Linked DNA regions of Homo sapiens: region 1 is linked to region 2. A link is a loop called in an ENCODE intact Hi-C map of the cell type or tissue named here. Cell type or tissue: chondrocyte. All regions are shown on one strand. Links, peaks and the distances in the headings refer to the core of each region. The heading gives the core; the rest is flanking DNA. Region 1 overlaps AZIN2 (antizyme inhibitor 2). Region 2 holds the start of ZNF362 (zinc finger protein 362).

The links. Peaks named below come from ENCODE experiments on the same cell type or tissue, not always from the same donor. Only the 100,000 strongest peaks of a DNase experiment are listed, where the experiment ranks them.
Region 1: a loop joins it to region 2, with 5 times the contacts of the local background. A loop is called at or near these places in 3 of 110 quality-filtered maps.

The regions. Positions count from the first base shown.
Region 1 is chr1:33,091,321-33,106,867 of GRCh38, reverse strand. It overlaps AZIN2 (antizyme inhibitor 2), which reads right to left. Exons shown (of 12, transcript NM_052998.4): 6 at 14,646-14,818; 7 at 13,452-13,586; 8 at 12,155-12,320; 9 at 9,999-10,161; 10 at 8,689-8,801. Among named protein-coding and RNA genes, the nearest start is that of AZIN2, 18 kb to the right of the region's middle. RefSeq lists enhancers at 7,230-7,299, 13,913-14,570. In chondrocyte, for the core only: CTCF peaks have their summits at 6,838, 7,038 and 11,430; a DNase peak (open chromatin) is centred at 7,287.
Region 2 is chr1:33,247,103-33,262,649 of GRCh38, reverse strand. ZNF362 (zinc finger protein 362) reads right to left here and starts at 6,158. Exons shown (of 9, transcript NM_152493.3): 1 at 5,996-6,158. RefSeq lists an enhancer at 5,408-5,702 and silencers at 6,168-6,227, 6,670-6,769. In chondrocyte, for the core only: a CTCF peak has its summit at 6,636; a DNase peak (open chromatin) is centred at 7,019.

The DNA of each region.
Region 1 (15,547 bases), core at 3,593-11,592, 160 kb after region 2:
AAGTGGTGAGAGTGAGCATCTTAGTCTTGCTCCTGACCTTAGGATCCTTGTTGAGTATAACATTAGCTGTGAGCTTGTCATATATGGCCCTTATCATGTTGAGGTACATTCCTTCCATACCTAATTTGTTGAAAGTTTTTATCATGAAAGGATGCTGAATTTTGTCAAATGCTTGTTCTCCATCTACTGAGATGATCATATGATTTTTATCCTTCATTGTGGTAATATTATAGTACATCACATTTATAAATTCAGACATGTTAAAATTTCTTTGCATCCCAGGGATAAATTCCACTTTAAAAGGATCATGGTGTATGATCCTTTTAATGTGCTATTTAATTTGGATTGCTAGTATTTTGTTGAGGATTTTTGCATATCTGTGAACATGGCCTGTAATTTTCTTTTCTTATGGTGTATTTGGCTTTGGTGTTAAGGTAATTGTGGTTTTGTAAAATGAGTTTGGAAGTGTTCCCTCTGCTTCAGTTTTGTGGAAGCATTTCAGAAGGATTGGTATTAATTCTTTTTTACATGTTTGGTAGAATTCACCAGTAAAGCCATAAGGTCCTGGGCTTTTCTTTGTTGGGAGGTTTTTGATTACTGATTCAATCTCCTAACTCACTATTGGTCTATTCAGATTTTCTGTTTCTTCATGATTGAGTCTTTGTAGGTAATATTTGTCTAGGAATTTATCCATTTTGCCTAGGTTATCCAATTTCTTGGTGTATAGTTATTCATGCTAGTAGTGGTCTCTTATGATCCTTTGAATTTCTGTGGTATCCTGTAATGTCTCCTCTTTCATTTATAATTTTATTTATTTGAGTCTTCTGTCTTCTTAGTCTAGGGACACACTTGGTAAGTGCTATTGCAATACATTCCAGACAGATTCACACTTTTGAAAGCATAACAAACTAGAATAAAATGGAACAGCAAGTAAGAAAGCCCCATCTTGGCAATAAAAGGAGAATCTCTCTTCATGGACTGGGGTAACTGTCCTGAATTTTGCCTGCCAAGATTCTTATAAAACTCCCATGATACTTGCCTCCTCTTGATTCCACCCTATACCAAATCGTATCTTGCATTTGTGAAGTGCTCATACACATTTGTTGAATTGCATCTTTACACACTGATATGGTTTGGCTTTGTGTCCCCACCCAAATCTCATCTTGAATTGTAATCCCCAGATATTGAGGGAGGGGCCTGTTGGGAGGTGATTGGATCATGGCGGGCAGTTTCGCCCATGCTATTCTTATGATAGTGAGGGAGTTCTCATGAGAGCTGATGGTTTTAAAAGTGTTTGGAAGTTCCCCCTTCACACCTCTCCCTCCTGCAGCCATGTAAGATGTGCCTGCTTCCCCTTCTGCCATGAATGTAGGTTTCCTGAGGCCTCCCTATCCATGCAGAACTGTGTCAATTAAACCTCTTTCCTTTTTAAATTACCCATTCTTGGGTATTCCTTTTTGGCAGTGTGAGAACAAACTAATACACACACTAAATATGTATTATTTTAGAGCACTCAATGAACATTTAAAATGTTTCTATATTTAAAAGTCCACCTAACACGTCAGTATTTAAAGAAAACCATATGCTCACAATATATAAAACTTTAAAGTGAAAAACAAAGTGCACTATGACACTTTTTTAAAAAGTAGAAATCAAAAACAAGATTGGTCTTTCAAAATGTTACAGCATTGTAAATTAGAGATTTTGGGCTTAGTTCTCTCTCCCCACCCAGCTCTGATTATTTCCAATATTTTAGAAGTATATTAACAAAAACACCTTTTAATATCAGAGCAGCTAAAACTGGTTAAATCATGACATTAGTAAACGAAACGTCTTGCTTATTCTTAGCAAGACTAGACAACCTTTTAAAAAAAATTATCAGGTCAGGCGTGGTGGCTCATGTCTGTAATCTCAAGGTGGGAGGATTGCTTGAACAAAACAAGGAGCTCAAGACCAGCCTGGGCAACATGGCAAAACCCCATCTCTGCAAAAAATACAAAAATTAGCCAGGCATAGTGGCATGTGCCTGTAGTCCGAGCTATTCAGAAGCTGGAGTGGGAAGGATGGCTTGAGCCTCGGAGGTGGAGGCTACAGTGAGCATGACTGTGCCACTGCACTCTGGCCAGGGTGACAGAATGTGACCTTGTGTTAAATAAAATAAAACAAAATAAAATAGCCATTAAACCCAAAAAAAGTAGAAATCAAAGTACATTTAACAATAGTCATCTCTGAATGGTGGGATTAGTGAATCATTTTATTTTACTATTTGTGTTAAATTTTTTCTAATAAACATTCTATTTCTATAAGACTATATATATATATATGTAATAAAGATAATCTATAACAGCAGAGCACAAAAGAAAGTAACAGATTTCCTTCCTATTAATTACAGCAAACTTAGTTAAAACAAAATAGTGTGTCAAAACTTCTATGAAAGAATAACAAAGAATTACAAAACTAAAACAATAAACCAATAGAGTGAAAAAATATTTGTATCAAACATCATATTAAATACATGCACACATGCATATGCAAGCTCATTTCTATGTGCAAGAAAAAACTTCAAGACCTCCCAAATTAAGTGAACAGAGGATATAAAAAGACATTGACATCAAAATAAATAAAACAATAAACAAAAACAAAATGGTTTATCCTTGTCAAAGACATAGAAATGAAAGAAACAATGGCCGGGTACAGTGGCTCATGCCTGTAATCAAAGCACTTTGGGAGGCCGAGGCGGGCAGATCACTTGAGGTCAGGAGTTCAAGACCAACCTGACCAACATGGTGAAATGCCGTCTCTACTAAAAATACAGAAATTAGCCAGGCATAGTGACGGGCGCCTGTAATCCCAGCTACTCGGGAAGCTGAGGCAGCAGAATCACTTGAACCCGGGAGGCAGAGGTTGCAGTGAGCCAAGACTGTAGCACTGCACTCCAGCCTGGGTGACAGAGTGAGACTCCATCTCAAAAAAAAAAAAAAAGATCTATTTAATTCCAACATATACTGAACCTACTGTATGCCAAGTTCCGTACTAGGGAAACAGATATGAACAGATGTGAGACCCTCAAGGGTCTCACAGTTTATTGAATGATTGATTCATCCATTCACAATTCATTCAACAGATATTTAGTGAGCACCTACTATATGCCAGGCACTGTGTCTGGTGCTGGGAACTCAGAGGAAACTAACTGGACAACGTGGCTGCCCTCATAGAGCCTACCTGCTAATGGAGAAGACAGACTATAGGCAAGTAAACAAAAACAAGATAATTAACAGATTACGATGGGTTGTGAAGAAAATAAGCAGGGTATCAAAATTATCTGACTAGGGGAGGTGAGCCTACTTTAGAGAGGGCAGTCAGGAAAGGCCTCCCTGACAAGGTGACATCTGAGCTGAGACATAAGAAAGAGAATACAGCAGCTGTCTCAGGGGTGAGTGGAAGAGCATTCTGGGCGAGCGAATGCAAAGGCCCTGAGAGCAGAAACAACTTAGGTGTTACAAAAACAGAAAGGAGAGGAATGGGACTGGAGCAGGTAAGTGGAGCTGAAAACAGGGACAGGAGTGAGGGCAGAGGTGCCTGGGAAGATGGCAGGAGCCTTGCTCGTTGTGGTAAGGAGTCTAGGTTTTATTCTGAGAGCAATGGGAAGCCACAGATGGTGTTAAGCAGAGGAGGGGCATAATCTTTGGGATTTTAAAAGATCATTCTGTCTGCAGCGTGGAAAATGGGTGGTAAGCAGGTAGTAGTATGGGGGTGGAAAACCAGTTAATGGCTACTGCAGTAGCTCAAGCAGGAGGCAATGGTGGCTTGCATTAGGGTGGCGACAGAGGAAGAATTCACTGAAACCAAAATGTATTTTGGAACTACACTCAAGAATTGCAGGTGGACTGCATGTGGAAGGAGAGGGAAAGCAAAAATCAAGAATAATGCCAACTTTTTTAGCTTCAGCAGTTGGCTAGTGGCAGTGCTATTTAGTGAGAGAAGTTTGGGGTTGGAAATCAAGAGTTCAGTTCTGAACAAGTTAAACTTGAGATGTCTGTGAAATCCCAGTAGGAATCTCAAGCGGGTAGTTGGATGTGCAAGTCTGGAGCTCAGGGGTGTGATCCAGGATAGAGATAGAAATTTGGGAGTGATGATAGTATGGAAGATACTAAGAGCCTCAGTCTGGAAGCATTTACCTAGGAAGCGCATATAGACAGAGAAGATCAAGGACTGAGGCCTGAGACAGTCAGCACTTAAAGGGTGAGCAGGAGAAGTGCCAAGGAGACAAGGTGAGAACAGCAGAAGAGTAGCCAAGGCCCAGGATGTTGCCACAGAAGCCAGGAGAGGTGAGCATGAAAACAGAGGAGGACCAGCTGCTGGGACAGAAGAGCCATATGGAAGAGCTAGCAGCGTGGAAGTGACTTTCAAGAGCATCTTCCATGGCATCATGGAACAGGTACCTGACTGGAGAGGTTGGAAGGGCTAAGGGAGCTGAGTGAGCAGGGGCAGTGGGTACAGACCACTCGGTGGAGAAATTCAGACATGAAGGGGAACACCAACTTACAAAGTCCCTGGAAGAAGTTCCGGGAAACACATTTGGCCAGTAAATATACAAAGAGACATCCAGCTTTGCTAGTGATGAGGGAAATGCAAATCAAGACACAATGAGATATCATTTTACATCCATTCCACTGGGAAAATGTTTTCAGTCTGGCAATACTCCATGCTGGAGAAAATGCAGAGCCACCGAGTCTCTTACACACTGCTGGTGGGATTGTCAGTACAACACTTCAGAAAATTGTTTGGCATTTTCTCATGAAGCCAAACATTCACATGCCCTATACCCAGCCATTCCACTCCTTGCTCACTCATCAGAGAGAGGGAAACAAGAATTCACAGCAGCAGTATTCACAGTAGCAAAAACCCAAAGACAGTCCAAATGCCTTGAGAGGAGAATGGACAAATAAACTGCAGCATACTCACCAAAAGAGCGCTACACGGCAATGAAATGAATGGACTCTAGAGACATGTAGCAGGGTGAGTGGTTCTTAGACTGTGATATGAGGGAGAAAAAGCCCAAACAGGTTACATGCATCAAAATACCTTTTTATAAAGCAAAAAAACAAATATAATAAATTATAAATACACTCGAGGAATAGATTTAGATGTGATAAACCTATACTGAAAAAGAAAGCCAGAGAATGATAATGCATGAGTCAAGATAGTGACGACTTTGCATGGAAGGCAATGTAGGTTAAATAATAAGGATGCTTATTACTCTAAAAGGAAAACAAAGACAAGATCTCCCATGGAGTATTTTTATTCCAAAGCTGATTGAGATGCTATTCAAACCTCTAAATCTACCTAATTTCAAAAAAAAAAAAAAAAATACCAGGCAGAGAAACATGTTCAAAAGCACCAAAGGGAAATTCAGGAAATTCACCAATCAGGAAAATCAAGAATGCAGGAAACTCCACAGGAAAAACAACTCAGTTTAAAATTACCAAAGAAAACAAACAAACAAAACAGACTTAAAAAGAGGGTGGGGGCCAGGCACAGTGGTTCATGCCTGTAATCCCAGCACTTTGGGAGGCTGAGGCTGGACAATCGCTTGGGGCTGGGAGTTCTCAACCCGCCTAGACAACACAGGGAGATTGCATCTCTACAAAAAAGAAAAAGAAGAAAAGAGTATGGGGAAACCAATGGGTTAAGAGAGAGACATGGTGCCGGGCCCAGTGGCTCACACCTGTAATCCCAGCACTTTGGGAGGCCGAGCCAGATGGATCACTTGAGGTCAGGAGTTTGAGACCAGCCTGGCCAGCATGGCAAAACCTCATCTCTACTAAAAATACAAAAATTAGCCAGGCATGGTGGCACACACCTGTAATCCCAGCTACTCGGGAGGCTGAGGCAGGAGAGAAGCTTGAACCTAGGAGGCAGAGGTTGCAGTGAGCCGAGATCACACCACTGAACTCTAGCCTAGGCAACAGAGTGAGACTCTGTCTCAAAAAAAAAAGAGAGAGAGAGAGATGGCAACCAAATGCACCATGCAGACCTTCTTTGCCTCCTGATTTCAGCAAGTTAATATAAAAACCATTATGAGACAGTTGGGGATAGCTCAACACCGATGATGGGGGATACTATGGAATTATTCATTTTTTAATTTGATAATGGAATTGTGATTTTTTAAGTTCCTTATTTTTTAGAAACATGTACAGTACTAAAATATGTTTTAAAAGCTCCAATAATATTTGTTCTGTACTTTTCTCATACATGGTTGTAGCTTGTATACTAATCACACACACACACACACACACACACGTGTTTCTATCCAACAGGACTGTACTTCCAAAGCACAGACAATTCCTCTGCAGACCTCAGCACGGTGCTTTGAGTATTGAGAGTACTGCTTTGAGAGTACTGAATTATTTGCTGAATTTATAAAAATAAAAACCAAAAAGAAACACACAAAAAAGGGCCAAGCATGGTGCAATAAGAAGTATATCTTGAGCCAAGGATTATGTTTCATACAACTTTTTTTCTTTTCTTTCTTTTTTTTTTTTTTGAGACAGAGTCTTACTCTGTCGCCCAGGCTGGAGTGCAATGGCACAGTCTTGGATCACTGCAACCTCCGCCTCCCAGGCTCAGGTTACTCTCCTGCCTTAGCCTCCCAAGTAGCTGCGATCACAGGCATGTGCCATCATGCCCGGCTAATTTTTGGATTTTTAGTAGAGACAGGGTTTCACCATGTTGGCTAGACTGGTCTCGAACTCCTGACTTCAGGTATCCAACCACCTCTGCCTCCCAAAGTGCTGAGATTACAGGCTTGAGCCACCACGCCTGGCCTCATACAACTTTTTATACCCAGGTCTAAACACAAAGTCCCTGGGAAGGAAGAGCAGGTATGCAAAGAAAGATGCCAAAACTAATACTTGTAAGGGGACCTTCTTTGGGAAAGAAGGTACGGATACCCCCAGCCAGGCTGAATCCCTCTGACACACACTCCCAGCACCACAGGAGTTAACTTATTATGTGTATTGTCATCTATGCAATGTCTTATTCCACCGCCAGGCTGTGGGCCCCACTCTGGAGGCGCTCACGTGGCCAAACTTGAAAAGCAGTTAAGAGCCTAAAGGAAGAAACCGCAGCATCGTTCAGGGGAGGAACAGCACAGACCACAAAGAGAGTCAAACATCCCAGTGCCCAAGTCAGGAATGCCAACTAGAGATCAGCCAAAGCAAAGATCCCGGTGGGGGGCGTGGCAGTGGGCTGGGACCATCATCTCCTCTTCTGAGGAGCCAATGAAGGGAGTGGAGTGGGTGAGAGCCAGCATGCAACAGGAAGACGAGTACTGGAGAGGCAGAGTAACGGGGACTCAACAGCTGCCCGCTCTGTAAGCTGGCTGGCCTGGTCCCTTCTCAGTGCAGTAGGATGTGGGCTACCACAAGAATGCAGGCAATGCTAGTGCGTCAGAGTAGAGAGCTCAGCATTCCTCAGCACCTTGGGGAGGCCTACTCTGACCAGCAGATGTAACCACATTTAACCATGGAGTGAGGCTCCATCAAGCACATCTAGGGTGCCTGGGTACCTGGAGGAAGGAGGGAGGGAGAGAGGGGTTCCCTAGGCCAGCACAGGGATAAGGGGCAGGAAGAGCCACAAAGTGGAGTTGATTTTCAAGACCCCTCTGACTGACTTTTGAAAAACTGGATAGGTTGGGAAGGGAAGGAAAAACATAATGAGTGCTAGTTAGGCACTTCAAGGCATGCAAGGAAAGTTTCTTTCCAGGAAGAGGGGCTGCACAAAGGTCAAGAGATGGGAAGAGGCCAGGCATGGTGGCTCGTGCCTGTAATCCCAGCACTTTGGGAGGCCAAAGTTGGTGGATGATTTGAGGTCAAGGGTTAGAGACCAGCCTGGACAACATGGTTGAAACCCCGCCTCTACTAAAAATACAAAAATTAGCCAGGCATGGTGGCGGGTGCCTATAGTCCCACCTACTCGGGAGGCTGAGGCAGGAGAATCACTTGAACTCAGGAGGTGGAGGTTGCAGTGAGCCGAGATCACACCACTGCACTCCAGCCTGGTTGACGGAGTAAGACTCCATCTCAAAAAAAAAAAGAGAGAGAGAGATAGGAAGACACAATGGAGAGGGGAAGATAAAATGATGTCTGGTTTTCTTTATCCTCTCAAAGATGCCCATTAAAATTGCTGGAGGCCCTGGGCTGGGTTCCACAGGCTAGGAGGAATGTTTTATGTATTCCTGTTCCCCTGTTATTACAGAAAAACCCACTGTATATGAACTGTTTCTACTTCCAGGAATTTACCACAGAGCTGAAACCTCAACATATATTCACAGTGCTCAAAAAGAGGAAACCAAATAGCCAACCACTAGAGTTAGATTGGTTAAAATACAAAAGCATGTTGTCAAAGATCAGTTAATGGCATGGAAAGAGCTACACCCCATATAAATGGAAAAAGCAGGTTACAAAACAATATGATTCCAATGTCATGAAAAAAGTATAAGGCATTTTTTAAAATATGTAATGCTCAAAGAGTGTGGTGGGATTATGGGTGATAACCTTCGTCATCCTTGTTGTCTATTATCGACAATAAATATGTTTGACTTTTTAAAAATTAGATAAAAACACAACAAATGTTATTGAAATACACACACACAACTGAAAACAGGCCCACGTGGGGTAAGCTCACCTTCTGCAGGATGGGGGTAGGGCAGATGTTGTCAAACAGGACTGAGTTGAAGATCCCATACACGCCCTCATCAAGGTGGTACACGATGGTCTTGGAGGTGGAACCATTTTCCTCTGCAGGAGGGGAGGGTTCAGAGGCAGCACAAGTAGCAATGTGAGGGGGTGGTAGTGGGGCTGACACAACAGTGGGCTCAGTAAGGAAGCAAAATGGCTACCCATTCCTCAACCATGAGGCGAGGCCTACAACAAAAGCCATCAGCAGCCATCCTTCCAATGACATGGGTTCACTGCCGTGTTAGGAACACTCACCCCTGCAGCCAAGCAACCTGCCCAGGATGCACTCCCCTGCTTGCATCTGAGCCCCTAGGTGCCCCAGCAAAGGCAGAAGAGCAGCCCACCCAAACTCAAGACCCCAAAAGGTTAAGCCACTTGCTCAGAGGCACATGATAGGGCAGTGGATGAGCCAGAATGAGAAGCCAGGTCTCTTGATTGGATCAGACGGGACAATCCCCCAGGTCTATAAAGGAAGCCAGAAGAATGCCACACACGAACACAGGACATTCTACCTGGAGCCCACCACCCTTCACATGAATTCTCTCTGGGGAAAAGCGCACAGTCCTGAGGCTCCCCTGCATGAGGGTCCCAGAGCAGAGGGCAAGCCTCAAGATCAGAGTCCCTGACACCTGTCACTCACAGGCTGCTATCCCTGACCTATCTGGAAGGGGAGGGAAGAGCACTGATGTTGGTGATGTGGGCCCAGAAGCGCTGAGTCAGCCTAACCTGAACTTGAATCCCCACACTGCCCCTTATCAGCCATGTGACCTTGGGCTAATGACTCAGCCTCCCCCTGCCTATGTTGTCATCTGTAAAGTGGACTCAAACAAATGTAAGCTGTCATTAATTATTTTCATTATATTATGAGAAGCAGTAGGGTGAGTAGGAGCCTGTATTTTGGAGAGGAGACAGACATGGGGTCAAATGCAGGCTCTTACTAGCTATTAAGCAGTTCACTTGTATTCTCTTTGGTTCTCGGTTTCCTCATCTGTAAAATGGGGTCAACAGAGTATCTATTCTCTCTAAGGTTGTTTTGCTCTCAATCTTCACAAAATATGAACATGCCTAGGAAAAAAGATGCTAAATAAATGTCTTGGGGTGGGGCGACTTGACTGAAAGTTTCCCTAAAGCAAGAACCCATTCATTCTCCAGATTCCCCCATCCTCTGCCACTGGGTCTAAAACCAGATCCTGCTCAGCCAACCACTATCTGAAGCTTCAGGGGAGAACAGGGCTCCACTGCCCACCTGGCACCTACCCTCCCTGCCAGGCTGGTCTAGCAGAACCTCCTTCTTGGCAATGATGCTGACTGCCACAGTGAAGGCCGAGGTCACGTAGTAGCGCCCCAGCTCAGCAAAGATGTCCACGCCACAGCCCTCTGGGAAGTACAGGTCCAAGGCTGAGTTGATCACGGAAGCAATCTGGTAGGAGGAGAATGGGGAGACAATTATGTGTTTGAAATGTGGGCTTTATGCTGAAGACTTGCTACAGCTCCAAGTCTATTTCTTGAAAGCTGCTTTGATTTCCGGAAGAAGGATTTGGCAGCTGCTAAGGCCCCAGCTGATAACTGTGGACAGCTGGCCAAGAAGGTAGGAGGGGGACAGAGCTGGGTAGAGAGCCTCGTGCTTGTGTAAATCACCCTCCTCCATGGCCCCACAATGGGAAGGAGTCCTCTTCATATCACACTTGGTACTCAGATTCCAGAAGCCCTGATGTGGATCTTTCTTTCATAAATAACCAGTTTGTTAAATACAGTTGACCCTTAAACAACACAGGTTTGAACCGTGTGGGTCCACTTATGCATGGATTTTCTTCTGCCTCTGCCACCCTGAGACAGCAAGACCAAGCCCTCCTCTTCCTGCTCCTCCTCCACAGCTTTCTCAACTTGAAGACAATGAGGACAAAGACCTTTATGATGATCCACTTCCACTTAATGAATAGTAAATACATTTTCCCTTCCTTATAATTTTCTTAATAATATTTTATTTCTGGCCAGGCATGGTGGCTCATGCCTGTAATCCCAGAACTTTGGGAGGCTGAAGTGGGCAGATCACTTGAGGTCAGGAATTCGAGACCAGCCTGGCCAACATGGTGAAACCCCGTCTCTACTAAAAATACAAAAAATAGCTGAGCATGGTGGCTTGCACCTGTAATCCTAGCTACTTGGGAGGCTGAGACACGAGAATCTCTTGAACCCAGGAGACGGAGGTTGCAGTGAGCCAAGATTGTGCCACTGCACTCACGCCTGGGTGATAGAGTGAGACTCTGTCTCAAAAAAAAAATTATTTCCTCTAGCTTACTTTATTGTAAGAATACAGTATATAATACATATCACACATAAAATATCTGTTAATCGGCTGTTTATGTTATCAGCAAGGCTTCTTGTCAACAGTAGGCTATAGTAGCTAAGTTTTAGGGGAATCAAAAGTTATATGCAGATTTTGTAGTGTGTAGGGGGTCGGTGCTCCTAAGCTCTGCGTTGTTCAAAGGTCAACTGTAATATACTTGATTACAGAAAATTCAGAAAATACAGAAAAGGAAAAAGAAGATAAAAGTCACTCCAAAGTCTATCAACTAGATGAATCTAATTATTGTTAACTTTTTGGAGTAGTGTCTTTAATTATTTTTTATACAAACGCTATTTTTTATTATAACCATGGTAGGTCTCTGTATATGTTTTTGGAACCTGTTTTACTTAATAGACTGTGAACGACCTCCCCACATTAAGGAAGTGTTTTCATCAAAAGGATGTACCATAATTTAACAAATCCTGAGTATTAGATGGACCAGGGAAGTCCACTGGACTTCTGTTAGGAACAAAGCTAGAACAGTCATCTTTGAGGCAAATTCTTTGAGACTATCCCAAATCATTTCTGTAAGGTCAATTCCTACATGTCGGTATTCCCGAAGGAGGCGCCTTCCAAGAAGAGGCGACCTCTAGTGGTTGGAGTGGGAACTGCTAGGACACATTTTTCTTAACTTCACCTCACAGTGGGTAAGGAAAAGGGAATAGAGGAAGAGAATGGACAGGCAGCAGACCAAAGGTTGGTTTTCGTTTCCCTGCCTCCCCACCCGATATCTCATCAGCCCACCTTAGGGTGAAGAGGCCTATCCCGCCCCTTAAAGAGCCTTACGACTTATGTAAATGTGTCCTGGTTATGCCTCCAATTGGCTGAAGTGCATGGCAGGCAGAACCAGGTTCTGCTTTGGGCTCAGGAAGCAATGTAACCTCTGTGAGCCTTGGCTTGCTCAGCTGTAGCACAGGGTTAATAAGCAGTGAGATCACCCAGGTAAGCACCAAGCACTGCATGCAGTGCATAGGACCCACGCACGGTGGTCTCCCTCCGATCATCTAATCCCTCCCTATCCTCCCCGCCATAGAGCCCAGCATGACACTCCCAGCTCCAGGGTTACCTCTTCAAATCTCACTTTGGCCCCTTCTGTGCCAGGGAAGCCACCACCAAGGTCCAGAACGTGCATCTTGTGACCCAGCTCGGTGCCCATTTCAAACACGAGCCGGGCGTCTGCGATGGACTGAGCATAGGCCTGAGGGTCAGGACAGCCACTGCCAATGTGAAAACTGGGAAGAGAGGAAGAGCCTCGGCTGACATGCAGGGCTCCAAGTGCCACCACCTGAGCCCCAGCCAAGAATGACATTGGGCAGGCACATGAGACACTGTGCCCATTTTACAGATGCAGTGACCAAGGTCCTGAAATGTTCAATGGGTTGCCAAGGGCCATATGGCAAGGGAGAAGTGGACAGGAGGCTTGATCCAAGGGCTCCTGGCACTTGGTGCTCCTCCCATCCCTCCTTCTGGGATGAGAGCCAGGACCCCCAAGTCAACCAGATCTGGCTGTGCCTCCCAGTCAGCAGGGTGGCCTTGGCAGCTTACTCAGCTTTGTTTTAGTTTCCCCACCTATAATGCGGGGACAAGACCCACACCACACAAGGCTGAGAGAATGTGCATGAAGCACTTAGCACAGCACCTGGCACACCTAAGTACAGAATAAATGAAGCCCTATATTAGGTAGTTCATTGTTCATTAGGTAGTTCATTATTACTCCTTCCATATCCCTGTAAGAAAAGAGGCACACAGCTGGGTGCAGTGGCTCACACCTGTAATCCCAGCACTTTGGGAGGCCAAGGCAAAAGGATTGCTTGAGCCCAAGACTTTGAGACCAGCTTGAGCAATAAAGTGAGACCCCATCTCTACAACAAATAAAAATTAGTCAGGTGTGGTAATGCACGCCTGTGGTCACAGCTACTTGGGAGGCTGAGGCGGGAGAGAGAATTGCTTGAGCCTGGGAGCTCAAGGCTGCAGAAAACCATGATCATGCCACTGCACTCCAGCCTAGGTGACAGAGTGAGACCCTATCTCAAAAAAAAAAAAAAAAAGAAAGAAAGAAAAGAAAAGAGGCCCCTCAAGAGTGTAGCTGCAAAACCTTTGTCCTACAGGCTGGTAAGACTCCCTCAAAGCCAGGTCTCTGGATGGAACTTCCTGGGACAAGACCTTCTGGGGACCCTGGGACTGGGGAAGGGACCCTTCTAAACTTCCTTTTCAAACAGAGGAAATTCTCAAATGGAAGAATTCCAGGCCCAGGGACAGGCCCTACTCAGAGGCCCTGGGGAAGGTCTCATATAGAATTAATTCCTGGGAAAGAGGCAGGGAGCCTGGTGTGGGAGGGGATGGCAGGGGTTCCCAGTGCTCACCTCACACCCACCACCTCCACATGGTGCTTCTTCGCATTTTCAAGCAGGTGTCTGCAGGATTTCAGTGACACTCCAAACTTTAGGCTCAGGCAGCTCAGGGAGTGGGAGTCATCGGTAGCAATGCACAGAACCATCCTGATGAGACACGCAGTGCCCCTCTGCTGGACAAACCCTGTCGCCCCACCCCAGCCACATCTCTCAATCAAGGGCTGTGAGCTACATGGCTCAGAGCCACCCAACCCCACAGGCTCCCTGACCCCTCCCTCTCCCTACACAGCCAATCAACCTTCAAGTCCTGTCCAATCCATTCTCTAAATGTCCCTGACCCATTCCTGCAGCCCCTGCGCCCTGGTCCAGACCTCACCAACTCTCCTGGGGCAGCTCCAGTCCCTCCAAATCAGTCTCCACACCAGTTAGAGCTTTCAAACTTGTCGTGTATGAGAGGAACCATTTTTAAACAAAGCCTTAAGGAGAACCCATTAATACGATGGAAGCTGCTTTGGATGGACTGGAGTGGCCCATCACCTGGCCACCCCCTTCACCCCAAGGCCCCTCCTGGGAAGTCCAAGGGTGTCCAGTAATCATGTAAAAGGCACAGCCAGAGCAAAACGTCCAGCCCTGACCCCTTCGAAAGTCCATTTGCATCGGCTCCCCGCCCCCGACCAGGATCTCCTTCACCCCCTACACATAGCATGCGTCAGCCACACTAAGTTTCTGCTTACGCTTGAATGTCCCATGCTGTTTCCAACCTCAATGCATTTGCTTACGCAGTTCACTATTTATGCCCCCTCCAAATTCTATTCATTCCTCAAGGCCTGCTTCAAATGCCACTTCCTCCGTGGAGCCTTCCTGACCACTCCCTCGACTCTCTCAAGCCTGTGACTTTGGCCTCCATAACACATGGGTCTCACTCTGCCTAGGGCTTTAACCAGTTATTTCTGCCTTTGTTCTAGCTAGACCCTAGCATCCTGGGTTCAGTCCAGGAGTACCTGCCCCAACCTCCTGCAACTGTGGCTGGGTCCAGGACAGGGTGACCTGCCCCAGCTCCACCCCCTCACCCCACCCCCCCCTTCACTCTGAAGCCCAGCCTTCCCTCAGCCCAGCCTCCCCACAGCCCAGCCTCCCCACAGCCCAGGCTCCCCACAGCCCAGGCTCCCCACAGCCCAGCCTCCCCATGAGTGGTTCTCAGCTTACTTGGCACTGGGGTGGCTCTTTACCACCTTTGCCAGCTCCATCTCATTGTCAAAGCTCAGCAGCTGGATCCCATGCTTGGCAGCATATTTGATCTGTGCAATTTGCTTACAGGGGTTGGCGCAGATGATCTTACTGGCAGGGATTCCAATATGCTGGACCAACTCCATCTCTGCCTATGGGGCCCCAAAGGTGGTTGTAAGGAGGCACCAGGGCCTGCTAGCCCACGGAGCCCAAGGAAGCACAGATGAGGGCAAAGTCATAGCTATGCATAGGGAGGCCCATAACAGTGGGCCTTGCTCTAAGACAACAGATACATAGATATCAGGACTTACATGGATTCACCATTCTTTGATAAGCAGGGCTGCCATGTACAGCCATGCGGGTGGTACACTGAACAATCCTGGGGGTGGGGAGTTCCCATTCAGAATGAATACAGAGTAGATTTGTATATTTATTAAAACTTCCTGGCAGTAAAGCATCTCATTCTAAGAAAATCAGTATATTTATTATAACAATTAATTGTCTTAAGGAAAGGGTACATTTTCTAATTTACACAAAGGCATTATATGGACTCATGGTAGCCCTGACAACAGGCTTCTGACACATTTTCCTGGCAAATTTAAATGTTTAAATATTACTTGGAAAACAGTATGGAGGTTCCTCAAAAAAAAAACTGAAAATAGGACAGGGCGCAGTGGCTCACGCCTGTAACCCCAACACTTTGGGAGGCTGAGGTGGGCAGATCACTTGAGGCCAGGAGCTTGAGACCAGCCTGGGAAACATGGCAAAACCCCATCTCTACCAAAAATACAAAAATTAGCCAGGCTTGGTAGTACATGCCTGTAGTTCCAGCTACTCAGGAGGCTGAGGCAGGAGACTCACTTGAACCCAGGAGGCGGAGG
Region 2 (15,547 bases), core at 3,125-11,124:
CTGGAATGGCTGCCTAGACTGTCCCCTCAAGAATCCTAAAGCCGGCCAGGTGCGGTGGCTCACGCCTGTAATCCCAGCACTTTGGGAGGCCAAGGCGGATGGATCACAAGGTCAGGAGATCGAGACCATCCTGGCTAACACGGTGAAACCCCATCTCTACTAAAAATACAAAAAAATTAGCTGGGCGTGGTGGTGGGCACCTGTAGTCCCAGCTACTCGGGAGGCTGAGGCAGGAGAGAATGGTGTGAACCCAGGAGGCGGAGCTTACAGTGAGGGGAGATCGCGCTACTGCACTCCAGCCTGGGGGACAGAGCAAGATTCCATCTCAAAAAAAAAAAAAAAAAAAAAAAAAGAATCCTAAAGCCTTTGCCCAAAGTTCAGAAAAGGACCCCAGATGGTGGAGACCCCACCAAGAGTACCCTTGTGGCCACATGCATGAGGCAGGGAACAAGGCAGGACCCCTTAGGCCCCAGAGCCAAATCCCTTGGCCTTCCCTACACACCTTATCCACTAAAGACACTATTCAGCCACCTCCCCCAAATTCCACCCAGCCTCCAAAGCCCAGTTCCAGCCCCAGGTTCTAGAAAGCCATCCCCATCACCATAGCCCCAACCAACTCCCAATGCAGCTGGCTTCCTCAATCTCCCCCCAAGTGCCAGGCACACCCTGTGCATCCAAAAATGTTGCCCCCATTGTACAGGGGTAGCTTCTGCACTAGAGAAGAAGTAACTGTCCCATTGAGCACTTTCCCCTGCCTTTGATCCCCAAGGCAGATACTGCAGCAGCAGCCTGTTGGCCTCTGGGTAGCAGACAGAGATGCACGTGGCCTTGGATAAGGCCTGCTCCTCTCCCTTCCCACTTCAGTTTCCCCAACGGGTAGAATGAAGTTTGGCTAGATGACATCCACCTCGCTCCGAATAGTGCATGATTTTAGATCTCACATGATTCTCCAAGAATTGCATACATAAATGTCATCAGATACAGACTTTATTGGAGAGATAACGGTGTCTCCTTTTCCTGAGTACACCAAGCCTGACCAATTACCCTGGATGAGTGCCGAGCACCAGGCTAAAGAGATAGGAACTCAGAAATCCTGAGGGTTCATGCGGTCTTTGTGCACCAATTTATTCATTCTTACATTCAACAATGCACCGAGGCTGTCTGCCTCAAGGCTGTCTGCCTTTCTTCCCACAACCCAGTGGGAAGAAAGAGGCCACTGAAACCAGGAATCCACAAGGTCAAAGGCACTGGGAAACCATGACACTAACACCACTTCCCAGGCGTTATTCACAAGGGAGGTGCAGCACTTTACACATTGTCAAGAAAATCTTACTAGCAATGAGAACTTTCTGACAGCAGGAAGCTAGGTGGCCTGGTTAGGAGGGAGTTCACTGGAGGGGGGTTTTTTGGCAGAGATCAGAGGCCCTTTTGACAAAGGTGTGGGAAAAGGATTCCTGCTCTGTGCAAGGGTCAAGTGAGGTTGGGCTTCCCCTCAACAGTTGAGGGATTCTAAGGAGTCCCAGAGTGCTAGGTTCAAATCCCAGCAACTGCTCCATGATACCTAAATACCTCTGTGCCTCAGCTTCCTCACCTGTAAATATGTTAATATTTATAAAGGCTTTTAGAACATGGCATGGCACAAAGCGAGCCCTCTGTGATGCTAAATAAGGCAGTGAGAGTCCACTTTGTAAGATTCTAAACCTAAGACTGGATCATCCTATCATGGTAAGATTCCAAGTGTCAAAGGTTCTGAGCTGGAAAGCTTCTCAGATGCTAAAGCTCTGAGACTGGAAGAGACTGGGATTCTTAGATTCCATGATTTAATCATCTCATTATTTCCTGACAACAGCCCTGAGTCTCCCGGGGTGGGAGGAAGGAGAAGACAGCCCTCAGTGTAACTTTATCTCCCAGGCAATGCGCTGCCACACCTGGACTCCCTAGCATTTCCTCACCTCTACAAAAGCCCCAGCCACACCACACCAGAACCACCTGCTCACTCACACGCATGGCGCTTCAGCATGTTCTAATGGTGTAGACAGGCAAGAAATGCGAATAATGAGAGGGTTTCAGATACTGGTGACAGCCACAAGAGAAAAGAAAAAGCAGCTGATGTGAGAGAGTGAGAGTAGGAAGCTATTTTAGAGCAAGTGGTCCAAGCAGACCCTCTGAGGAGGTAACATTCAAGTAGAAACCTGTGAAACAAGAAGGTGCCAGCCATGTAAACACTCAGGGAAAAGCTGTCCTGGTGGGGGAATGTGCAAAGGCCCTGCCACCAGGCTTTGTAAATTCAAGGTGTAGAATGAAACTGGTGTGTGGCTGGAGGTGGCAATGGGATGCGGGGAGCCAAGGTTGAGAGGTGGGCAGAGCCTGGACTATTAAGGGCCTTGTAGGCCCAGAAAGTACTTCAGATATTTTTTCTTATAAATGCCTAGGAAACATTAGAAAAGTTTCAGCAGGGGAATGACAAAGCAGACCAGGGCTTTCAGGGTGCCCAGATCATTTGCCTCATTCTGAAACCAGCATCACGGTTCTCAAATTCATGGCAGGGCCTAGGACAGTCATCAGCAATCCTTATAACTCAGTGGGTACGTACTGAGCTCCCACCACATGCCTGGCCAGGGCAGGGAGACGTGTCATACACTGTCTTGATATCACTCCCAACAACCCATGAGAGATTCACAGAAAGTACCCCATTTTAGAGTTGAGGAAACTGAGGCTCAGAAAGGGAAAGAATGTGCTGAAAGTCACAGAAGCCATGTGACACAATGGGACCTAATCTCAGGACCCAGGTCTACCACTGTGATGGTTTATGGAACTCCTTTGGTGTCTTCAAGCTTTCCATTCTCTGAGAGACCTCCCCTGGGGACTCATGGAGGCACTCAGCAAACACTGCCCTGGCTAGTGCTTCATGCACCTGCAGTCTCACCTCTTCTTCCTTGTTGGCTTTAGAGCCCTGGAGGACTACACTTGTATCTCACATGTCTGTCCAGTGTGGGCTGGGTGAGCTAAGGATTGCATAGAAGGACAGATGGGTAGATTACTGAGATGACTAACCAATAAACTAATTAATGGATAATGAAAGAATAAAGGAATGATCTGGCAACAAATGAATGAATAAAATAGCCCGTGGCAGAAGAAGGAATGAATGGCTCCTCATTTTACAGAGAGATAAGACAGGAAAGTGTCTGCCCAGGGAAGGGCTAGGGCCAGCCTGGCTTCAGACCCGGTCCCCACCTTACCCACACACCTGCTTCCTCCTTTCCATGTGGGACCAACTTGCCTCCACCCCCCAAGACTGCAGATAGCCTATTCCTCAGTCCCTGGGATAAGTTCATGTCTCCATGGAGCGCTGGCCGTTATTCCATGACACCATCACCAGCACCACCATCCACTAGCAATTCCTGCCATCCTGGGGCCCGTGCAGCCTGGCAATGGGTAGAGGGGCTCATTGTCCCTCTGAGTGTCACAGAGGAAGGGAGGCAGGAGATCAGGGTCTGGTTCTGAGACCCAAATCACTGACTTCCAGCCAGTAGCTTCCCCTCTCTGAGCCCAGGTGACCTCCTGACATCTGAGCCTTTTCAGTCTGACATTCTTTGGGTGGGGTGGGCCTCTGGATGTTTACACAGTCACTGGGTTCAGCAGAAGAATTAGAGAGTCCAAAACCTAGAAGAGTCCTTCCCACAGCACCAAAGTCCACCTGGGAAAAGGCCAGGCGAGGAGCCTGCAGGCCTGAATTTAAGCCTCCTCTGCCACTGTTCAACCTCTCTGAGTCTTGGTTTCCTTATAATGAGGTTCATAATCCCCATTAGGACAATTTAACCCTAACTGAGTTTCTGGGAGAACCTGATGTGATAATCACCACACCATACTGTGAAAACTGTGAAGTTCAATTCTCTCAGGAAAGATTATGATGGCGGGGGTAGGAGGGGGTGAAGGGATCGTGCTGTCCCATTCTAGTCCAGTTCTGTTCAAAACGGATCTTCCAGGGGTCCAGGCCCGTCATGGAGAACAGTGGAGGGAGCCCAGCAGTGGAAGCCTGAACACCCAGGTCCCGGTCTCAGTCTCCTTCTACCTGGTAGCGTGACTTCAGGCAAGTCACTTCCTCTCTCTGGACCTCAGTTCCTCCATCTAAAAACCACCTGGCTTGGTACCCTCTGGCCAAGACATGCCATGTTCCACAGCCCTGAACCCCTAACCCCAGCTTTCAACCCCCGACTCTGGCTTCTGGGAGCTCACTCTGTCTAGTGGAGCCAGGACACAAACCAGGAGTGAGACTAGAAGGGTCTCCCCTCCAAGAAATGCTGGGGTAGGGGACACATGAGAGGCTAGGCCCAACACTGCCCCAGTGCCTTGGACAGCACCAGTCACCCCAGACCTTGTGGGCCTGGCCTTCAGATCCCCCTCGGCAGCCTGCGGAGCCAGCAGGCCCTGACCTGTCCAGCAAGATACTTCAGGAACTTAACCGAAGTCCAAAGTGCTTCTACCTCCCGGGCGTAGGGCAGGAGTGGCAGAAAGGAATAAGAGCATACTACAGGGGTGAGGCTCACACCGAGGAGGTCTAGCAAACCAGACTACCTTTCCTGCCCCTTCCCTCAGACGGGACCCACTGGGCCGCAGGCCTGCACCCAACCAAAAGTTCATCATAGGGTGGGGTCGGGGAAGACATTACCACCAGCTGCCACCTCTGGGGGCAGGAGGACCACCAGGTTGGGGAGGGGGCTCTCCAACTGCAAAGGGCCAAGCTCACTTGCCTCAGGGTCCAAGGGTCACCCCAGGGCTTGGGCGAGATTCCAGCCTACACGGGGGGTCCTGGCCACCCATGAAGGAGACAGGCCCACTGCCACACACACAGCTCCCGAAGGTTCCACACTGCTCGAGGGCAGGGTGGTGGGACAGCAGGATTATTTCCTCATGCCAGGGGTCTTTGCTGGAAATCCTGGACCCATTCTGAGCCCCTCTTGCCGGCCCTCTCCCCCAGATCTGAGGATCTAGCTCCTTACAATGCCATGTTTATAGAGCCCCTTCCAAATAAATGTTTCCCAGTTCCCCCAAAACTCCCATCCTCAACCCTCCACATCCGCCCCCCCACCCCCATCCCGCGCAGCTCTGAGGAAACCGGCAGTTAACTTTTCCCAAAAATCCTGCAAAGGCAGCTGGCTGGGGGAGAAATGGGCCTCGAGATCCTTTCGCGGCATTTCACCGCCTTCCAAAAAAAAAAAAAAAGAAAGAAAGAAAGAAAGAGAAGCAAAGCAAAGCAAACTTTCGGAGTTAACTTTAAATTCCCAGCCCTCCCCCCTCAAATCGCCCGGCAGCTTCCCTTTTTTTTTTTCTTTAAAGTGCAATTGCATTGTGTCTCACCTCCCCGAAAGGCTCGCGGCTCTCGCCAAAGAAAAGGAAAAAAGCCAACCCTTCGGGTGCCCCCTCTGCTTCCAGCCGCCTCTCCCACATTCTCAGACAGTTTTATTAAAATTTTCAGACAAAAGAAAAACAAAAATGGCAGCCTGGCTTATTTTTAAAACAGGACAGGGACGCCATATTCTGCAGATCTGCAAAAAAAGGGAGAAATCCGGCACTGGCTGCTCCACCGGGCCGGCTGCAAAGTGCGCGAACCGCGCCGTTTGCAATCCGTTTATTTGCATTATGCCCCATGAATCATTGTTTACCGGAGAATTGCAGCAGGGTTTGAATAGCCCGGCTTAAGAAAACACACACACACGCGCGCGCACACACACACACGCACACACACTCGGAGACCAGCCCCAGACACGCCGCGGGAGACACTTCCTACCCCGCGCGCCCCGCTGCCGCCGCCGCCGCCGCCGCTCTGGGCCGGGCCCGAGGCGCAGGCGGCCCCGGGCCCTCGGAGCGCCCCGGCCCGCGCTGACAGCGCCCGCGCCCCGGCCCGGCCCCCGCCCGCAACTCGGCGCAACTTTCCCGCGGGCAGGCGCCCGCCGCCGCTGGGCCCGCTCCCCGCGCGCCCCGGGCCCGCACGGACCTGGCTGTGCTGGCGGCGCCTCCGGGACGCGGCCGCAGCCCCGCGCCCGGCGGCCCGAGCAGGGCCGGGCTGGGGCTCCGGCACAGGCTCCGGGCTCGGGCTCCGGCTCTGGCTCGCTGCGGAGCCGCGCGCAAACCTTCCGGGTCGCCTGCTGTTCACTTCTGGGTTCTGCAAGCGCCGAGGCGGCGGCGGCGGCGGCGGCGGGAGGCTGGGTCTGCAGCGCCGCGCGGCCCCCAGTGCGCTCGGCGAGCCCCCGCGCCAGGCGCCCGGCTCCGGGGGGGCCGCGTCGGGCCCCCGCCTCTCCGGCTGCGCAGCCCGTCCGGCCCCGGGGGCTCCCGCGAGTGGGCAGCGCCGGGCGCTGGCGACTGCGCGAGAGGGGAGGGGGCCGGGCGGGGGGCGGGGGCGGGCCGCGCGCTGGGGCCCCCACTCGGGCCCCGGGGCCTCGTCTCGCGCTCGCCGTCGCCGCCGCCGCCGCCGCCGCCACCGCCTGGCAAAGTTGCGCTGCGCCCCCCGCCCGCGCCGCGCCGGAGGCAGAGCCACAAAGGAACTCCTCGCCCCCCTCCGCCCGCCTGAGCCGCGCGGGGAGGGCACCGGCGCCCGGCCCTAGGACAGCCCCTTCCCCAGCGCGGGGGCTCCCGGGGCCCCGGCGGCCGTGGCCATTGTCCTGCCCAGGCCCGGCGGCCGCCTCGCCACCCCACTCCTGGGTGATGGCAGGCTGGGGACTTGGGCCTGGCGGGCCACGGCCCTGACCAGGCCGAGCCCGCGCGGTGCCAGGCTGCCCCTGGGGGTCTCCCTCGAAGACGGCCGCCTGGAGGGGACCCCCAGGATGGACCCTCACCCCTGATAACGACCTGCTCAAAATCCAGGCCGATTTTTTTTTTAAGACGAGGACATAGGGGTGGGGAGTAGAAGTTTGCACAGGCCCAGCCACCCCTCCCTAGCCCTAGGCCGGATCCCCGACGGATGGGGCGGCCCGAAGCTGGCAGTGGCTCCTCTCGCAGAGTCTATCAGAGGTGGCACCGGCTGTCCCCCGGCTCCAGACCTCAGAGCCATCTGTGTGACTCCTCCTCCCGCCTCACCCTCCCCAGCCAATCAGTCACCAAGTCCTCCTGATTCGGCCTCCCGAGCTGTGTCAGCTTCCAAACTTACACTTCTACCTGAGGAGGCAGCCGGTTCCAGGATCCCTTCACCGGCTTAGATTTCTATGGCATCCACCACCCCCCGACCGCTGGGCCAGGATGGATCAGGGCTGGCCCTGCCCTCAGGGAGCGCACAGTCCCCCGGGAAGGGCACAGAGATAAACAATCATCTGCCAGCGTTTGTCCTCCAGGAAGCATTTCCAAATTCAGTAAATATTCATAGAGGACCTAGTAAACATCAACCACTGTTTTTAATAGCTGGTTGGCTGGAGCACAGCTATTAAAAAACTGGATAATGCCCCTGCCCTCACGAAGATTCTAGTCCAGCACAGGATGGCAAACACTGTGAGCAACTCGAAGACAGGGCCCATAGGGACTGCTTGTTCTCAATCCCCAAGCACAGTGCCTGGCACAGAGCAGGGGCACAAGAAATCTGTGTGGCATGAATTAGTTGGAATGTTAAAGCATGGCGGGAGAGCACAGAGGAGGCCACTCTTTCCTGGAGAGGTGGAGAGGGCTTCAGAAATTGGCTCTGGGGTGAGCGAGGTGGGGAAGAAAGGAAGGCCTTCCAGTTTCCAGAAATGACGATAATCAGAGGACCAACCCATTGTTGAGAAATTCAATGAGATAATAAATTAATAAACGGGAGAGAAGAGACAAATTGTCTGTGCAGAAGAATTCCAAATAATTTATGTAGACAATCAGGGAGGGGGAGCATCACTCCCTACTCTTTAGGAGTAGGCTGCAGATAGTGACGTCCTCCCCAAGCGCACAATATGGAAAGGGAGAGGAAAGGAGTAACTTTACAGGGAGAGAGCTGATGACTGCTACTCAGACAAGTGATCAAGGCCAAGATCAACAGCCACAAATCATGTTGATATGTGCTTGATACTATGTGATGAAAATGACACTTTACCTTTGTGGTCTTCCTCCCAATAACCCATAACCCCAGCCTTGTGAGAAAAACAGACAGACTCCAAGAGTGGGCTATCCAACAAAATTGCTGGCTGACCAGTACCCCTCAAAACTATCAAGGTCATCCAAATCAAGGAAAGTCCGAGAAACCATCACAGCCAGAGAGGAGCCTAAAGACACGGCCGGGTGCAGTGGCTTATGCCTGTAATTCCAGCACTTTGGGAGGCCGAGGCGGGAGGATCACCAGGTCAGACTTTAAGACCAGCCTGACCAACGTGGTGAAACCCCATCTCTACTAAAAATACAAAAATTAGCCAGGCGTGGCACGTGCCTGTAGTCTCAGCTACTCAGGAGTCTGAGGCAGAAGAATGGCTTGAACTCCAGAGGTGGAAGTTGCAGTGAGCCGAGATTGGGCCACTGCACTCCAGCCTGGGCAACAAGAGTGAAACTCTGTCTCAAAAAAAAAAAACAGACGAACTACTAAATGTAAAAGATATTAGGTAAAAACAATCTAAATAAACTATGGAATTTAGTTATTAATAACAATAATGTGTCAAGGAAAGTATCTACCAAGAATTATAACAAATCGTAACAAATAGTAACATAAGGTATTACTCATAGGAAAATTAGAGGAGGTATATATGGGAACTGTCTGTAATATCATCTCAATTTTTCTATAAATCTAAAAATGTTCTAAAACATAAAGTCTATAAATTTTAAAATTAATACCTTTAATTAATTAAGGCATTAATTAATTTTAAAAGGTATTAATCACGGCATTGCTGAGCAGTTCAATGAAATAATGCCCATCACAGCACCTAACACATTCTAAGCGCTCAAAAAAGTTATGTTATCATCAATATCATCATTATCATCATCATTCTAGGCACTTAGAACAGCACATGCAAAGGCACAGAAGTTTAGAATGGAGAGGCAGATGGGAGACAGGATCCTGAAGGCCTTGAGTGCTGAGCTGGGGCCTTTGGAAGGGATTTATGGGGGAAGGGTACATGCTGGCCCACCTTTGCCCCACGAGTCTCCTCCCTAGCCACCTGGAAAGCTGTGCTCCAGCCAGCCAAAGTGAGCTGCCATCTAAGGCCTTGCTATCTCACTTCTGAGGACTTTGCATATGCTGTTCCCTCTGCCTGGAACACCCTCCCTTGCCCTTTCGCCTCACCTTTTCTGACCACCTTCAATTTATCCTTCAGGTCTTAGCTTAGACATTTTCTTAAAAGCCTTCCAGAACCTTCCAAGATGCTATTAATATGATTTGGTTGGAGGCAGTTGGGGTGAGGTGCAGGAAGCTAGGGATGGAGAGACTGAGCTCAGCTCTTTGCCACTGGCACCCATCCCCCTTTCCCCCCAAATCCAGCCATACTAGATGCTGCCCTGTCTCTGAACACACCATCCACCTTCATGATGCCTGGCCTCTGCTCATGCTGTTCCCTCTGTCTGGTATTCTTAGTCCTTTTCTCCTCATCTCATCTCTGTAGTGAATACTTACTTATCAAGTCAGCTCAAACATCACCTCCTGTATGAAGCCATTCTAGATCCTTCACATAGAAAGGGCACTTTCCTTTGGTTCCCAAGGTGTCCATGGTCCTTCTGCCACACTGCTGGCAACACACTCATCACGATGCATCGGAATAAATGTTTGCTGAATGGATGGACAGCAAGCCCACTGTCATCCTCTCCAATTCTGCAAAGCTTTCCTCTAGGAGGCCCTCCATGGCAGCTCCAGCCCATTAACCCCTCTCCCTTTCTTTTTTTAGCAGTTAGCCCCTAATTGTATTCTAACTATTGTGTGTATAAGAATCAATCTCTTGGATTAGAGTACATTATTTAAGGAAGGAACCATGTCTCACACTTTCTGTTTTTTCACTCATTCAAGTATTTACAAAGCACCTACTCCAGTGTTTCAGTTAGGGTCCCAGGCTCTGGAGAGGCAGCAGTGAGGAAGACCCCAGCTCTGCACAAATAGAGCACTGTCTTAACCAGACTATGCCGCAGTAACAAAGAACTCCAAAATCTCAGTGACATAGCACAAGAGTCATTTATTGCCCACTTGTGCCACATGCCCATCATGGTTTCTCTACTTTAGTCACTCAGAGACCTAGACTGAGGAGTCCCTTCCATTTTGGAGCTGCACCCACTGGAACTTGTGACCTTCTCAGTTACCATGGCAGAAGAAAAGAGAATAGATGGTTTTTCTGGTTGTTGTTGTTGTTGTTGTTGTTGTTGTTGTTTTGAGATGGAGTTTCACTCTTGTTGCCCAGGCTGGAGTGCAATGATGCAATCTCGGCTCACCGCAACCTCTGCCTCCTGGGTTCAAGTGATTCTCCTGCCTCAGCCTCCCGAGTAGCTGGGAATTACAGGCACATGCCACCACACCTGGCTAATTTTGTATATTTAGTAAAGACGTATTTCTCCATGTTGGTCAGGCTGGTCTCAAACTCCCGACCTCAGGTGATCTGCCCGCCTCAGCCTCCCAAAGTGCTGGGATTACAGGCGTGAGCCACCACGCCCAGCCGAGAATGGATGATTTTTTTCAGGCATGGATTTTTCACTGCTTCTGCCTGGAGGTGACACACCCACCCCTTCTCACCATCCATTGGCCAAGACTAGTCACATGGTCCTGCCTACTGCAAGGGAGGCTGGGAAATACAGTGCTCCTCTGGAAAGAGAATAGACTGGACATGGGTGAGCTCTTCCACTGTCTGTCCCAGGAGAAAGAATTTAGCAAATAATTACTGAAGTAATGCTTTAATTAGGTCTCATACGAGGCTGGAAGTGTCTGAGAGAAGATCAGGGAGGGATTCCCAGAGTAAGGGACAATTAAGCTGACACCAGGGAAGAGTGTTTCCAACAGAGAGAACAGTACGTGAAGGTTCTGGGGCAGGGAGGAGTTTGACACATTGAAGGGCCAGAAAAGAGAGGGGAGCTGTGAAGTGACACTCAGGGCTAGATGTCGTAGGCAGGCCCAGATAGGTAAGGGTTTAGGATTTTATCTTAAGGGTAAAGGAAGTCCCAGGAAGGTGTTAAGCAGAGATGTGATATGGCAGAGTTTTCTCCAAAAGGTCCATGTGGTTGCTGAGGAGAGAATGGGCTGGAATGGGCAGAGTAGGGAAGCGGTGGGGGTGCTGGGGGCAGTGAGGAGACTTTCAGAGTCCTACAGGTGAAAGGTGGCAATGGTTTGGACCTTGGCATTGGCAGAGGTGGAGAGAAGTGGACAAACATGGGATTTATTAAGGAATCAGCCCTACCAGGACTTGGTGACTGATAGATGTGGGGAGTAAGAAAGCAGGAGGTGTCCAGGTGACTCACAGGTTTTGCAGCCCTCATAGTGCCCAGCACAAGGCTGGCTCCACTACATTGTATCCCCAGCATGTTCACCATGGGACCTTGACCCTGGACTCATCTGGGACATCTAGCCCTCAGTGTCATTTTGCAATCCCACCTCATTCCACTCCAGATTCCCTGTTCTTTCTGTCCCTTCAGTGTGGCAAGCTCCTCCTTGCCTCATGGCCTTCACACTCCATTCTCTCTTTTGGAAATACTTCTTTCAGCTCCTCTCTCATGTCGGCTTAAATGTCCCTCTCTGTCATCAAGCTAGCTAACCACCTCCTCATTCTGTAGGAGGAGGGGTGTACCTCCGATCAGAACTAAAAACGCTCTCAAGCATCAACCATGCACCTTCTTCTTCTCCTTCTTCTTCTTCTTCTTCTTCTTCTTCTTCTTCTTCTTCTTCCTTCTTTCTTCTTTCTTCTTCTTTTCTTCTTCTCTTCTTCTTCTTCTCCTTCTCCTCCTCCTTCTCCTTCTTTCTTCTTCCTTCTTCTTTCTTCTTTTTTTTTCTTCAACTTTTCAGTTCCAGGGTACATGTGCAGGATGTGCAGATTTGTTACATAGGTAAATGTGTGCCATGGTGGTTTGCTGCACAGATCAACCCATCACCTAGGCATTAAGCCCAGCATCCATTAGCTCTTCTTCCTGATGCTCTCCCTCCCCCTGCTCCCCAAATAGGCCCCAGTATGTGTTGCTCCCTCACTACGTGTCCACGTATTCTCATTGTTCAGCTCCCACTTACAAGTGAGAACATTCAGTGTTTGGTTTTCTGTTCCTGCATTAGTTTGCTGAGGATAACGGCTTCCAGCTCCATCTATGTCCATACAAAGGACATGGTCTCGCTCCTTTTTATGGCTGCATAGTATTCCATGGTGTATATGTAGCACATTTTCATTATCCCGTCTATCATTAATGGGCATTTTGGTTGATTCCATGTCTTTGCTACTGAACACATGCACTTTCTACTTGGACCCCCTACAGTAGTCTTGAGAGGGAGGCTGGTAGGAACATTATCCCCATTTCACAGTGGAAAAAACTGAGGCCAGAGAAGGGAAGTGGTTGGCTACATCTTGGGGCCAGGCCTCTAGCTAAGGTCCTCTAACTCCTGGTTCAGAGTTTCTTTTACTGCAGTGCCTGGTGCATAGTGGGTGCTGTATGGCATTTGCCAAGAGAATAAATGAATGAATGAATGAATGAGCACATGACTGTCTGCCCATTCACTTCTTTACCTTTGCTCATTTTGTTTCCCTCAAAGAGGCTGTAGATTGAGCTAATAGATTAGGTTTAAGAGTCCCAGAGAGCTGTTTGAACCCTAGCTTTGTCATTTAAAGATAGTGACTTTAGGCAAGTTTCTTCCTGTCTCTGCAAATTAAGGATGCAAATACCTACTTTATAGAGCAGGTATTAAAAGAGAACGTGTGGGTTAGGCCAGAGTAATGTTGGCTGCCTGTTCTTCAGGGACCTGTTCCCACCTTGCCTCCCTTGGAAAATCTTCCCTGAGAACACCAGCCTGCACTTACCCACACCCAATAAGAACCTCTCAAGCCCTTCTCATCTGTACCTCCCAGGTTATGACCCAGATGAAAAGTGTCATTTAAACCGCAAACTAGATGCTCTGTCTTCCAAGGGCAGTGGCATAATTCACGTCGGTGTGAAACTCAATCTCTCTGTACTCTCCTTTCCACTTTCTTGGGGGAGTGGGGCAGGAAGGGGAAAACTTCTATCACTTTCTCTGGGGAGACTCTGAGTATCATTTGGCCCTGTTAAGCAGAGATATGAATGGAGCTTTGGGTAAACCAAAACTGTCCATGAGCTGAGCAGGAGATGGAGATCTAACTTGCTCTACATGATAAGCTGATGGGGATAATGGCGTATAAGTCTCTACATGGCATGGTCGTTGCCAACCCTTTCATCCCCAACTAGAACTGTTTTCCCCCTTGGCCTCGGTGCTCCAGCCACACAAGCCCCCTGGAGTTCACAGAAGGCATGCTGATTCCTCTTGCTACAGGGACTTTGCACAGGCACTCCTCTCAGAATGTGCTCCCCAACCATCTCTGCCCTGTCACCTAGCAAGCTCCTCCTCACCCACCATGTGGCTCACAGCCACATCCTGAGGGTGACCTTCTACCATCTTCAGGATACTCTCATAGCTCCATGGACCTACCTTTCCTTTTTTACAGACTTATCTCAGCTGTAATTATTCATTCTGATTTCTAATTGTTTGCTTTGACATCAGATTGTAAGCTCAATACATATCTCTTCCTTCATACAATAAAAAATGACGGAGATTGAATTTTTGAAGGTGAGGGGGCTCAGCAAATGAACAGGTTGAAATATTTGAGCATTATCTTGAAGTGTGGGGGTGATCCATAAAATGGGAGAGCCTGAGAAGAGCAGTGGCCGGCACTGGTGGCTGAAGGACTCTGAAGAGCAGAGCTAGCCATTATTCAACTTGCTCCCCTTTGCATTGCTATGATACAACCCATCTCCTTCAATCTCAGTAAAATAACCTGCATACTGAACGTGAGGTTGGCACAGGGTTGCCTGGCTTGGCACTGGGCAGAGAGGAAAGATGAGCAGAGGAGGGATGAAAGGTGTGCCGGGAGGAGAAAACTGGGGCTGAAAGTAAGCACAATTTTGCAAGTCACTGGAATTTGAAGAAATCTTGGGGCCATCACTGGATTTCTTCAAGATGTGAGATAGGAAATTCCAGTCCATTTTTATCTAAATCTCAAAGGACTAGTAATCTGGGTTCTCAGCAGGAAGAATGCTGTGACTGATTAGCAATGTCTGTTATAGGCAGTGACAACTGGTTACATAGATCTGCAGTTGAGCTTAGTGTTCTCTTAGCCAGAGGGTGAAGACTATGTCTTAGTCATCTTTCACCATCAGTCACCATCAGCAGTGAGCTGGGGGTTATGGGATGGAGGGAGATAGCAGTGAAATGGGCAGGAGGGCAGAGCCTTGACCAGGCAGGGCAGGACATGGGGCACCAGGTCCTGACAATGTTAAATCCTACAGTGAGCTTGGGCAAGCCATGTTGCATCTCTGGGCTTCAATTTCTTCAACTTTGAAATGGGCCAGTAGTACCTGTGGCAAGTTATAAGGCAAGAGCATTAGTGCTTTGAGGTCAGATAGATATACAGGGTTCAAATCTTGGTTAGCACTAGCTTTAGGATCTAGAAAGATCTCAGTCTTCTCATTTATAAAACTTCACAGGTCAGTGTGCCAGGATTAGAAGCAGTACACACCAACAATTAGCAAGCATTTGCTATAAGCAAGGCACCTTGCTGGACTTCTGGGGACTTGACCTCACCCAGAGAAGGGAGAGTGCCCAGCACAGTGCCCAAAAGACAACCAGTGCTCAATGACTGTTCACTCCTTTTTCCTACCGAGTCTAAGGAGCTCATGGGTGTGGAAGGGCTCTATCATCCATAAATTGTCTTCAGAAAGCGAGGCCGATGACAGTAACTACTTACAGCCTTTCCCCCATCTGGGCTGACAATCCTCCCGTGCTGGATCCTCGCAGCACATCTGGACCCAGCTCCCTTTCAAGACTGGCCCGGGGACTGCCAGAGGAAAAGGGCAGAAGTGCCATAATGAAAGGGCTGACAATTACCTTCCCTCTTAATTACCATTTGCAGTAATTAAATAATAATAGCCTTTTGTTGGCCCTGAGAATTCAAAGCAGCCCACATCATAACATCTGGTTCGGCCTTTTGCCAGGAATTGAATGCCCATAGGGACATGATGGGGAAATTGAGGCAGAGGGGGATAAGGCTAGCCATTCTTAAGTCACACAGAAATCAGAACGCCAGCGTTAGGGCAAGGTCCTTAAAGAAACGACTCCAAGTGGAAGATAGCCGCAGCCCTGCATTTTGGGTGCTGGCTCAAACCATTCACACGCTGTGTGGTTTGGGTGGTTCACTCCCCTCTTTGTGCCTCAGTTACTCTATATGTAAAATAAAATGAAGTCAATACTTGACCTGCCCTGAGCATATTTTTCTAGACTTGACTTTGTTCATACATAGTAATGGGAAATTCTTTTTGCAAACTTTGGGTTGCTAGAAATAGAAATCCACCATAGACCAGCAAATAAACAGAAAAAAATGGGTTACCAGTCTACTAATTCTAGAAAGGGTTGAACAGCCGGAGG